Linked DNA regions of Homo sapiens: region 2 is linked to region 1. Evidence: chromatin contacts called from ENCODE Hi-C or POLR2A ChIA-PET data. All regions are on one chromosome and are shown on one strand. Each heading gives the region's core, a stretch centred on a gene start or an enhancer-like site at or near the end of the contact. The rest is flanking DNA. Distances are from core to core; before and after follow the strand shown. Region 1 overlaps LOC102723834 (a long non-coding RNA gene). Region 2 overlaps EPHX1 (epoxide hydrolase 1).

Region 1 (4,657 bases), core at 996-3,495:
ATTTTGATGGGCACCAATATGTGGTATCAACAAAGCAGCTTCATACTTTTAAAATTTCATTTCATTCATTCAATACACATTTTTTTAAGTGCTTACTACATAGCAGGCACCCAACTAGGTGCTACAAATCAAGTAGGAAAAAAGAACAACGGGGCCTTCATAAAGTTAACATTCTAGCAGGGAAAGCAGAATTGAAACAATTTACTGAGAATTAATTATTTTTTATAATTAATTATAAAAATAAATACCACTGGGCATGGTGGCTCATGCCTGTAATCCCAGCACTTTGCGAGGCCAAAGCAGGTGGATCACCTGACGTCAGGAGTTCAAGACCAGCCTGGCCAACATGGTGAAACTCCATCTCTACTAAAAATACAAAAAAATTAGCCTGGCATGGTGGCGGGCACCTGTAATCCCAGCTACTCGGGAGGCTGAGGCAGAGAATTGCTTGAACCCGGGAGGCGGAGGTTGCAGTGAGCTGAGATCGTGCCACTGCACTCCAGCCTGGGCAACAAAAGTGAAATTCTGTCTCAAAAATAAAATAAAATAAATAAAAATTAAAAATTAATGCTAAAGAGACGATCAGAATACTCAGCGCTCCTATTGGGGTGCCCAAAGCCAGGCTGATGGGTAAAGGAATGCTTCTCTAAGGAACCCTTCATCTTAGAGCTGAAGAATAAGCAGGGGCTGCAAGGCCCCAAATGGGGAAAGAGGGTTCTAGGGAAAAGGAGGGACAGAGAGAGAGCCCTGGAGCAGACAGACACACAGGAGGCTGCTAAAATAGTGTCCTGTAGGTCTCTAGAGCCCATGCCAAGGATGGTGCATTTTATCTCAAGAGCTATGGAAATCTCCTGAAGGATTTTAAGCCAGGGGTGGGCAAAATGGTCAGATTTACCTTTTAAAAATCATACTTTTACTTTCCCAATAATTTAAACACAGCAGATTTTCATAATAATTGTAACACGGAACTAACAATTCATTACAGAGATTTTCGCATGTGAACAAAAAGTTTGGGGCTGCTAATCTATCGCAAGAGTTATTTTTGATTCCCATGGCTCTACAAACACATGATGTAGACAGTCACTTACATCTCCAAAGAGGTCGCTATGCTCCTTCTGCCTCCTCCTCTCAGTCCCTACCATCCTCTAAGTAGCATCTTAAGAAGAGCGGCTGTGTGAGGTATGTGACCAAACTCCACCCACTCCTCTTTTTTGCACTAACAGAACCACAATTTAGTTCAAGCCAGCAATATTCCCAAGAAAAACTCATTTTTAAACCTATTAAAAGTGACCATGTGACACAGTTCTGGCCAATGGGAAGACAGCAGAAATCTGCTGAGGATTCAGGGAAACCTTTTGCTTTCCAGATGAAAGGAAGCCATCTGGCTAGTACAGTCCTGTCCCCTTCTTCCTACCTTAAAAATCAGTCGTGAGTCCCAGAGGTGCTGCAGCCATCTTGCCATCATGAGGCAACAAGCACAAAGATGACAATCCAACATGGTAAGGTTGGTGGGACAGAAAGAAACTGAGTCCTTGAGAACTCGGCCTCTGTCCACTTCTGTTCTTCTTGTTACATGAGAAAAATAAACCCCTATAGGCTGAAGCTGCTGTAAGTCTGGTTTTCTGATGCTTCAAGTTGAAAGTAAGTGAGCTTCCCAATTGGAAATGGATGGTCCACAAAATCAGATCAACTTGCATAGCACAGTATTCTCCCCCCTGCGGCTGTTCCCATCTTTGAACGTTTAGATATTTCAAAGGAAAAAGCCTTTTCTATTATTTCTGACATGGCTTCGCCCTTCTCACCAGGAGCTGTAACGGGATAAGTAGGCTCTGTCACGGGTCCTTTGTTTCCTAAAAGGGGAAGGCCGGAGACGAGGTTTCATGGAAAATGCTGATATACTACACCACATCAGAATGTGCTGTTCTCATTTATTTTTTAATACAAACCCATCTTTGCATGTGGGCACTGGCAAAGAGTTGATGGTTATGAAATGTTGGGCGACAGTGGTAATATGGGAGGTGACACACAGCAAAGGAATCTCGTCTTCAAATTACACAGAACACAAAACCATTGTGGTTCATGACATAGCTCCCACATTCTTTCCGTATTTATCCAACGGGGCTCCAGTGAATTGGATGGTGTCTTCTGTTTGTTTAGTGAGTGTGTAAAACTCCTGGACAGGGTTGTGTGAAGCAATGTGTAAAAGCCACAGTCGCCAGCCTGTTACCGCTACCTTATGTCCATTTTCCTCTGTGCCACGAGCTCTGCGGAGAACCAATGAGAACAGTTGGTACAAAACTCAGGGAAGAAGTTCAGGAAGTAGTTGTCAGAAATGATGCACGCTACAGTTACTATATTCAGTGCCAAAGCAATTCATTTATCTTTACAGACACACACAAGCAGAAAGGGTGAATTCAAAGGTAGTCCTCTGGGCAGAGAAAACATTGCAATTCTAGACACACACTGTCAAGAAGCCCATATGTCTGCAATGTAAAGGGCTTTTTTAAGATTATAAGCTGTCTTTCAAACACAGCAGCTTCTTCTAAAAATAATTCCATTTGATCAGACAAAGTGGGAAGAATGCTACTGGTTGGTATCTCAGGGGCAAAGATAGAATCAAAACAGAGTATAATCTCTCATGCCTACAAAAGGGCCCCAGGAAGGACTATTCATCAAAGAGGAGATGTTTTAAAGGAACACATACACTATGAGAGTGGCCAAAGGAAAATATAAAATGCTGAAATATATGCAAAATGAAGCCTCTGTGGTTTATAATGAGGCTGAAATCTCACTGATGGGGTCTGGCTTAACTCTGAATTAAGAGAATGAAGCTGAAATCCCCATGACCTTGAGGCAGCAGCTGAAGACTTCAATGTATGTACATTTTCGGTCACTCAACTTTTGTAACATCTGGAGCATGATTAATGCTGTGAGGGGTTTAAGAACTTTTATTGGCACTAATAGTCATTGGTTGCCACTAAAAAATGGTCCTGCTGCCAGCAAAACAAATGGTTAGGCATTTAAAGCCCCTATCAGGGTGGAAAAGGGCATTTTGCCAATTTTAGTTTCCTCTTGGAAACCGTGTGGTCAATTTTCCAAACTATGTTTGAACTTCAAAAGTCCATACTTGCTGCACTGGGTTAGATGGGCTTCCTGGTATTTCAAAGAAGTTTACAAAATCTTTGGAAAGTCTAAAAGTTTTAAGATCACAATTTGGAGAAAAAAGAAATATTATCAATAAATGTGCAGAAAAATACCTTAGGAGAATTTAAAATATTAACAGCAGTTACATGTGGAGTAGTAGAATTACTACTTCTTTACACATTTTGCATTTTCCAAAATTTCTATTATAAGCATACATTATTTTTATAATCAAAAGACTTTATAAAGTACTTTTAAGAAGAAAAAAATTGTTTCAAGACTTCCTTCAAAAACCAGGCAGCTTTCTATAAAGAAAAAGGTGTTAGGCCAGACACAGTGGCTCACACCTGTAATCCCAGAATTTTGAGAGGCTGAGGCAGGCGGATCCCTTGAGGTCAGTAGTTCAAGACCAGCCTGGCCAACATGGTGATACCTCGTCTCTACTAAAAATACAAAAATTAGCTGGGCCTGGTGGCACACACCTATAATCCCAGCTACTTGGGAGGCTGAGGCAAGAGAGTCGCTTGAACCCAAGAGGCAAACATTGCAGTGAACCAAACTCATGCCACTGCACTCCAGCCTGGGTGGCAGAGTGAGACACCATCGAAAAAAAAAAAAAAAAAGGAAAAAAAAGAGAAAAGAAAAGAAAAAGGTGAGTTGGATTCCACCTTTGGCACTCACTAGTATGTAACCTTGGTATTAGAGATAAGCATTATATGATTAAATTAAATAGATATAAAGTGCCTGCAGGGGTGCAAGACATATTGTAAATGCTTAATAAATGTGAGTTAGCATCATTATTTCACCTCAAATGAAGTTCAACATTCAAAACAGTATTCAAAGGGCCCCAGGTATAGAATTCTATTCTGATGAGAAATTTATCTGAAAATTTTTTTTGTTTTTTTTTGAGATGGAGTCTCGCTTTTTCACCCAGGCTGGAGTGCAGTGGTGTGATCTTGGCTCACTGCCAGCTCTGCCTCCTGGGTTCAAGCAATTCTGTGCCTCAGCTGGGATTACAGGCGCCCACCACCACACCTGGCTAATTTTTTTGTATTTTTAGTAGGATGGGGTTTCACCATCTTGGCCAGGCTGGTCTTGAACTCCTGACCTCATGATCCACCCACCTCGGCCTCCCAGAGTGATGGGATTACAGGCAGATTTTTTTTTTTTGAGACGGAGTCTCACTCTGTCACCCAGTCTGGAGTGCAATGGCACGATCTCGGCTCACTGCAAGTTCCGCCTCCCGAGTTCATGCCATTCTCCTGCCTCAGCCTCCCGAGCAGCTGGGACTACAGGCACCCGCCACCACGCCCGGCTAATTTTTTGTATTTTTTAGTAGAGACGGGGTTTCACAGTGTTAGCCAGGATGGTCTTGATCTCCTGACCTCGTGATCCGCCCACCTCGGCCTCCCAAAGTGCTGAGATTACACAGGCATGAGCCACCAAGCCCAGCCAACCTGGATTTTTAAAAGGAAGGAAAACTGTCCTGAAAATAGGATTACAGAATAGTCCTTTC
Region 2 (4,665 bases), core at 1,235-3,734, 110 kb before region 1:
CCCACCATTAACCACACTCTGCACCTCCCCCTTCTCCCCAAGGTGTCTTTTCCTCAACAATGTGCTCCACGATCTGGAAGCTTCCTTGCAGTGTGTAACAGGAGAGCACTGAAAGCCGGGCCTCATGGAGGAACCTGAGCCTGCCGTCTCATCTAGCAGAGCAGCAAGAGGACTAGGGGTGCTTCCTGTAGGGCAGCCCGAGGACCAGGGTCCGAGTTCTGGGTTGTTTGGTCGTGGTGAAGGTTAGTTTGTTTGTGGCAATGCTTAGGTTTCAAAAAGGAGTTTAAAAGTCCCAAAAGACTAAAAATATTTATGGGGTTCAATCAACAGTCCTGAAGGCAACTCTGAAATTAAGATGTTCCATCTCGACCGGGTGCCGTGGCTCACGCCTGTAATCCCAGTACTTTGGGAGGCTGAGGCAGGTGGATCGCTTGAGCCCAGGAGTTCAAGACCAGCCTGGGCAACACAGTGAAACCTTGTCTCTACAAAAAAAAAAAAAAAAAAAAAAGAAAATTAGCTGGGCATGGTGGTGCACGCCTGTAATCCCAGCTACTTGGGAGGCTGAGGATGGCTTGAGCCTGGTGGGGCGGAGTTTGCAGACAGCTGAGATGGCGCCACTGCACTCCAGCCTGGACAACAGAGCCAGACCCTGTCTCAAAAAAAAACAAGACAAAAACAACGATGTCCTGACAGGGTATCACTATGACCCGGATAGCAGCCTTCCTGGTAGGGTCTGGAAGTCCTGCCTCAGTGAGGCACACATGGAACCGGAAGAGGGCAGGGTTGCTTCTTCCACCTGGTGGCTGTGCCCCGACCTGGTGGCTACATTTGCTGGGCCCACTGCTGTTTCCCCACAGGAACAACTTGGCAGCAAACAGGTCCTGCCACAGCCAGAAAAACTGGAACGTGGGAAAGTATATTCATTTCCCCCAAAGAGCTGGTAAGAGTCAGTCTTCTCTTATCACTGCAGGATATACCCATACCTGGAAAGATGGCCTTGGGGCTTGGCACTGGGACCAATGTATTTCTCTTACTTTCCTAAAGTCTCTCCGAAATTAGCCAAGTCTCACCAGTTCTAGCAGAAAGAGGGCTACAATTTTGTAGGACCGGAAAGTCACCCCTCAATGCGGCCAGTGTCTCTCGTTCCACAGGGAAAGCAAATTCCCAGGCTGAGTTGCCAGAGGACAAGCTGAGGTGGTGGCCTTTGGTGAGGGCTGGAGGGCCAATGGCTGCCTGCTCCTGGCCTCTCACGGCATGGCTCTCTGACCCTTCAGGGATGCACTGAGACCTCCTGCTCCCGGTCACCAGCCTCCCACAGCCTTCAAGAGTCACAGTCCAGGCTGCTCCTGGACTAAAGCCAGCCAGGCGGGCCCGTGGCAGAGACACTCAGAACACGGCCTAGACTTCAGGATGTGTCTGGGCACCCCCAACCGCTGTGAGGAAGGCTAGAGAAGCCCTGAGCTGTGACACTGGGGTGGGAAGACTTAAACACACCATCTCCCATACTACAACCATCTTAAGAAGAGGTAGTTTTTCTTTTTAAAAATTATTTGAGACAGGGTCTCGCTATGTTGCCCAGGGTGGTCTTGAACTCTTGGGCTCAAGAGATCCTCCTGCCTCAGCTTCCTAAAGTGCTGGGATTACAGGTGTGCTCCACCACTCCCAGCTAATTTATTCTTTATAGAGACGAGGTCTCACTTTGTTGCCCAGGCTGGTCTCAGAACTCCTGGGCTCAAGTGATCCACCCACCTCAGCTTCCCAAAATGCTGGGATTACAGGTGTGCGCCATCTTGCCCAGCCACTTTTTCTGTTTTAAAAAGAATTAAAAATGAAGCTCAGATATGTGAAGTAGTTAATCCAGCTCTTAAGTACCAAAAAGACATTCAAATTCAGTCTCTATTCATCAAACTTCCCAAATGCTAAAGGCAGCAAAAACTCCTGCTCCCGACCTAAGAACAAGGCCTGTGATCCTAGTTTGTGGAGTAGCTGGAGAATTTTCCAGAAGTCTCTTTAACTCCTCAGAGAAAAGAACACTTTCCCCTCTTCTGCAAGCTTGCTCAGTTAGGCCTTGGAGAGCCTAATGGGTGTGGCTGTGCGGGGGCTGGACCATGCACTAAACCACACCCACCCACCAGGCAACAGACGGAAAGACACAGACAGCAGGGCGGGTGGGCATGAGGACTCCACACCAGGTCTCTGAACCCATCTCCTGGAATGCCGTAGGTCAGGCTGTGGCAGTCAAATGGCTGCTTTCTGCTGAGAAAGGATGAACTATGACTTCCCCTGGGAAAGTAAATAAACCTTGACAATAGGGGAGGCTGCTCAGTGTGAGCTTGGTTTGCACAATCGTGTGCTCAGTTATATAACGGAGGATTGGATTGCGCAGTTTTCTCCTTGTTGAGAGGAAGCTCTTCCTGGAGCGCCCACCAGCTCCTCCCTCCTCAGGAGAGGGGTGTGGCTGGATCCTTGGCAACGCTTTGGTCCCCTAACGGGGGAACTGCTGGGGTGCCTTCTCCCTCCTGCAATCCCCACCTTATCCCACAGCCCCTTGGAGACTCTGCTCCTAAGCCACTAGGTCTGGGTCAAGAACCACACACAGGCAGCCCAGGGGGCCAGCTGGGCTGGGCAGTGACCCTCCTGCCTTGACTCAGGGCTCTTGAACTCTTAAGATTTTGCCTCCCCTACCCTGTGGCCAGGGCCTTCACTCTAGTTGAAGTGTCTTCACTGGACCCAGCAGAGGCTACAGGGCCCACTGAGTCCCTTCAAAACTTACTGTTTCCCTCCTACACATTCCTTTCCTGAAATCCCTTCAGACTTTGCCACAGAATCATCACATAGCAGAGCTGCAAGAAGGCCTGCAGATCGCTGAGCCTAACCTCATTTTACAGATGAGGTCCAGAGAGGGGACACATTAATGGCAGAGCTGGGACATGAGCCAAGTCTTTTTTCCAGCCCAATCCTCTTCCCACATCACTGTATTACCTCTCAAAGGAATGAATTGCTGTTGATGGGATTTATGGCCCTAGCAGAGGTGGGTTTTCAGTATGAGATCCTAGGCACCCCTCGAATCACTATCTGTCTATCCCATCTGTGCCCACTCTGTCCCCGAGTGGGTGGGCTTCGAGCTACTTCTTCAGCAGGGGTGACCAGCTCATGCTTGGTCCTCCCTTATTTGGTACACCCAGCTGTGATCCATGTGGTTGAACCTCTTGGCGTAAGAACTGAGAAATGAATCTCGGTAGCCCCTGCTTTCACATGTCTGGGCCTGGGCCAAGATACCAGAACGGGAATCAAGGTGCCAGGTGAGCAATCACCAAGCCTGGGTATCAGGTCGACAGGAGGGGCACTGTGCATTGGTGAACCTGGGCTCCCTGAAAATGCCAGTTATGCTTAAGACATCAGGCAGGAACCAGGACACCCCAGGAGAGTCACTCCACCTCCTGCAGTGGTCAAGATGCCCTTTCTGCAAAGGTCCCTCTGCCCACAGAGCCCTCATTCAGGGCTTCCTGAAGATGTTCCCAGCCGCGTAAGTCCATGCCAGCTAGTGTGCTTCAGGCACAGCTGAGAGGCAGGAGGCATCACGCAGAGAGCATGTGGCTTGTCACAGATGGTGCTGAGGTTCACCCTGGCTGTCTTGCTGAGTAGTTATTTTCTGTGGAAGGTCCTTCCTTTCCTGGAATTGGGAAGAAGGCCGCAGAAAGCTCAGGAGTCCCCTCACTTACAGACTGAGCTAGTTCAGTTTATCCAGTAGGTCACTCATCAGCTTGACCCACACTCTGCAAACACAAACATCAGGCCATTCAAGCTGGGCACACTCCTGCCCCCAGCCTTTGCACCTGCACCCCAGGCAGCAGCTTGGCTGCTCCCTAACTCTTCAGGTCTATGCCAGTGCCACCCTTCAGTGAGGCCTTCCCTTTCCACCTGGCACTCCTCTCCCCTCTTTAAAGTTTTATTTATCTCCATATTACACATCATCTTCTAACATACTTTATAGTTTACAAATGTATTTTGTTTATTATCCCTCTGCCCCTAGAACTGCAAATCCCACGAGGGCATGCTCCCCGCTGTGCCTCAGTTCCACAGTGAGCAGTTCCTAAGTACCGCCCATGCCTCCTCAGCGCCTCCTAGGTGTGGAAATTTGGGAAAGAAAAACTGCTTGGAGAGCACTCGCAGAGTTTTTGCTGCTAAGTCAGACCAAGTGGGGCCAGTGAAAGGCCCCCTATTATCCCCCAAACCTAGCTCCCTGAAGGAGGCAACCGTTACACCAGAAAACAATGTTACTTTCTGGAGAAGTGTGGCTTCCTGAAAATGTTTATTTTAAATTATGCTGGATGCAGAGGAGGCTGCACAGTGGTACCGAAACAGCCACCAACCCCAAGGTCCTCAACAATTTTCCACCAACAGCTCATCAATCCCAGCAAAGGGCTGTCCTGGAAGCGGGCCTGCCAAGTGCATGGGTCCCCCTCACCTCCCACCTCCAGCCACAAGCTGAGCCCTCACAGAACTTCCAGGACAACGAGTGTTGCCTGTAGGGGCGGATCCAGGCTTTGCGGAACCTGAAGTTTAAACAATGGGAGGTGGGCTATGGAGGGGGCATTCAACTTTAAGAAAAAAAAGTCAAAATTAGGATTACAACATTGCTAGGCACCCCACCTCCAAGATCTC

Evidence for each region. A loop is a pair of places that touch in the nucleus more often than their neighbours do. ChIA-PET counts read pairs that join two places held with the same protein, here RNA polymerase II (POLR2A). Pooled maps may share reads with other maps.
Region 2: a loop to region 1 is called in a map of PC-9, with 11 times the contacts of the local background. The contact joins two enhancer-like sites. A Hi-C loop is called at or near these places in 2 of 168 maps with a recorded cell type or tissue (PC-9 and ascending aorta) and 3 of 50 pooled maps. POLR2A ChIA-PET finds 5 or more read pairs at or near these places in 5 of 52 experiments (BJ, CD4-positive, alpha-beta T cell, MCF 10A and 2 more).

The regions. Positions count from the first base shown.
Region 1 is chr1:225,697,864-225,702,520 of GRCh38, reverse strand. It overlaps LOC102723834 (a long non-coding RNA gene), which reads right to left. Exons shown (of 4, transcript XR_426933.4): 2 at 1,415-2,264. Among named protein-coding and RNA genes, the nearest start is that of ENAH, 47 kb to the right of the region's middle. RefSeq lists an enhancer at 1,566-2,765. Within about 2 kb of position 2,245, at least 11 of the 41 ENCODE cell types and tissues checked have a DNase peak (open chromatin) inside an H3K27ac peak, as active enhancers do; they include PC-9 and ascending aorta, where a contact is called at or near this core.
Region 2 is chr1:225,811,255-225,815,919 of GRCh38, reverse strand. The region is part of intron 1 of EPHX1 (epoxide hydrolase 1); the gene reads right to left. Among named protein-coding and RNA genes, the nearest start is that of EPHX1, 3.5 kb to the right of the region's middle. Within about 2 kb of position 2,484, at least 26 of the 41 ENCODE cell types and tissues checked have a DNase peak (open chromatin) inside an H3K27ac peak, as active enhancers do; they include PC-9 and ascending aorta, where a contact is called at or near this core.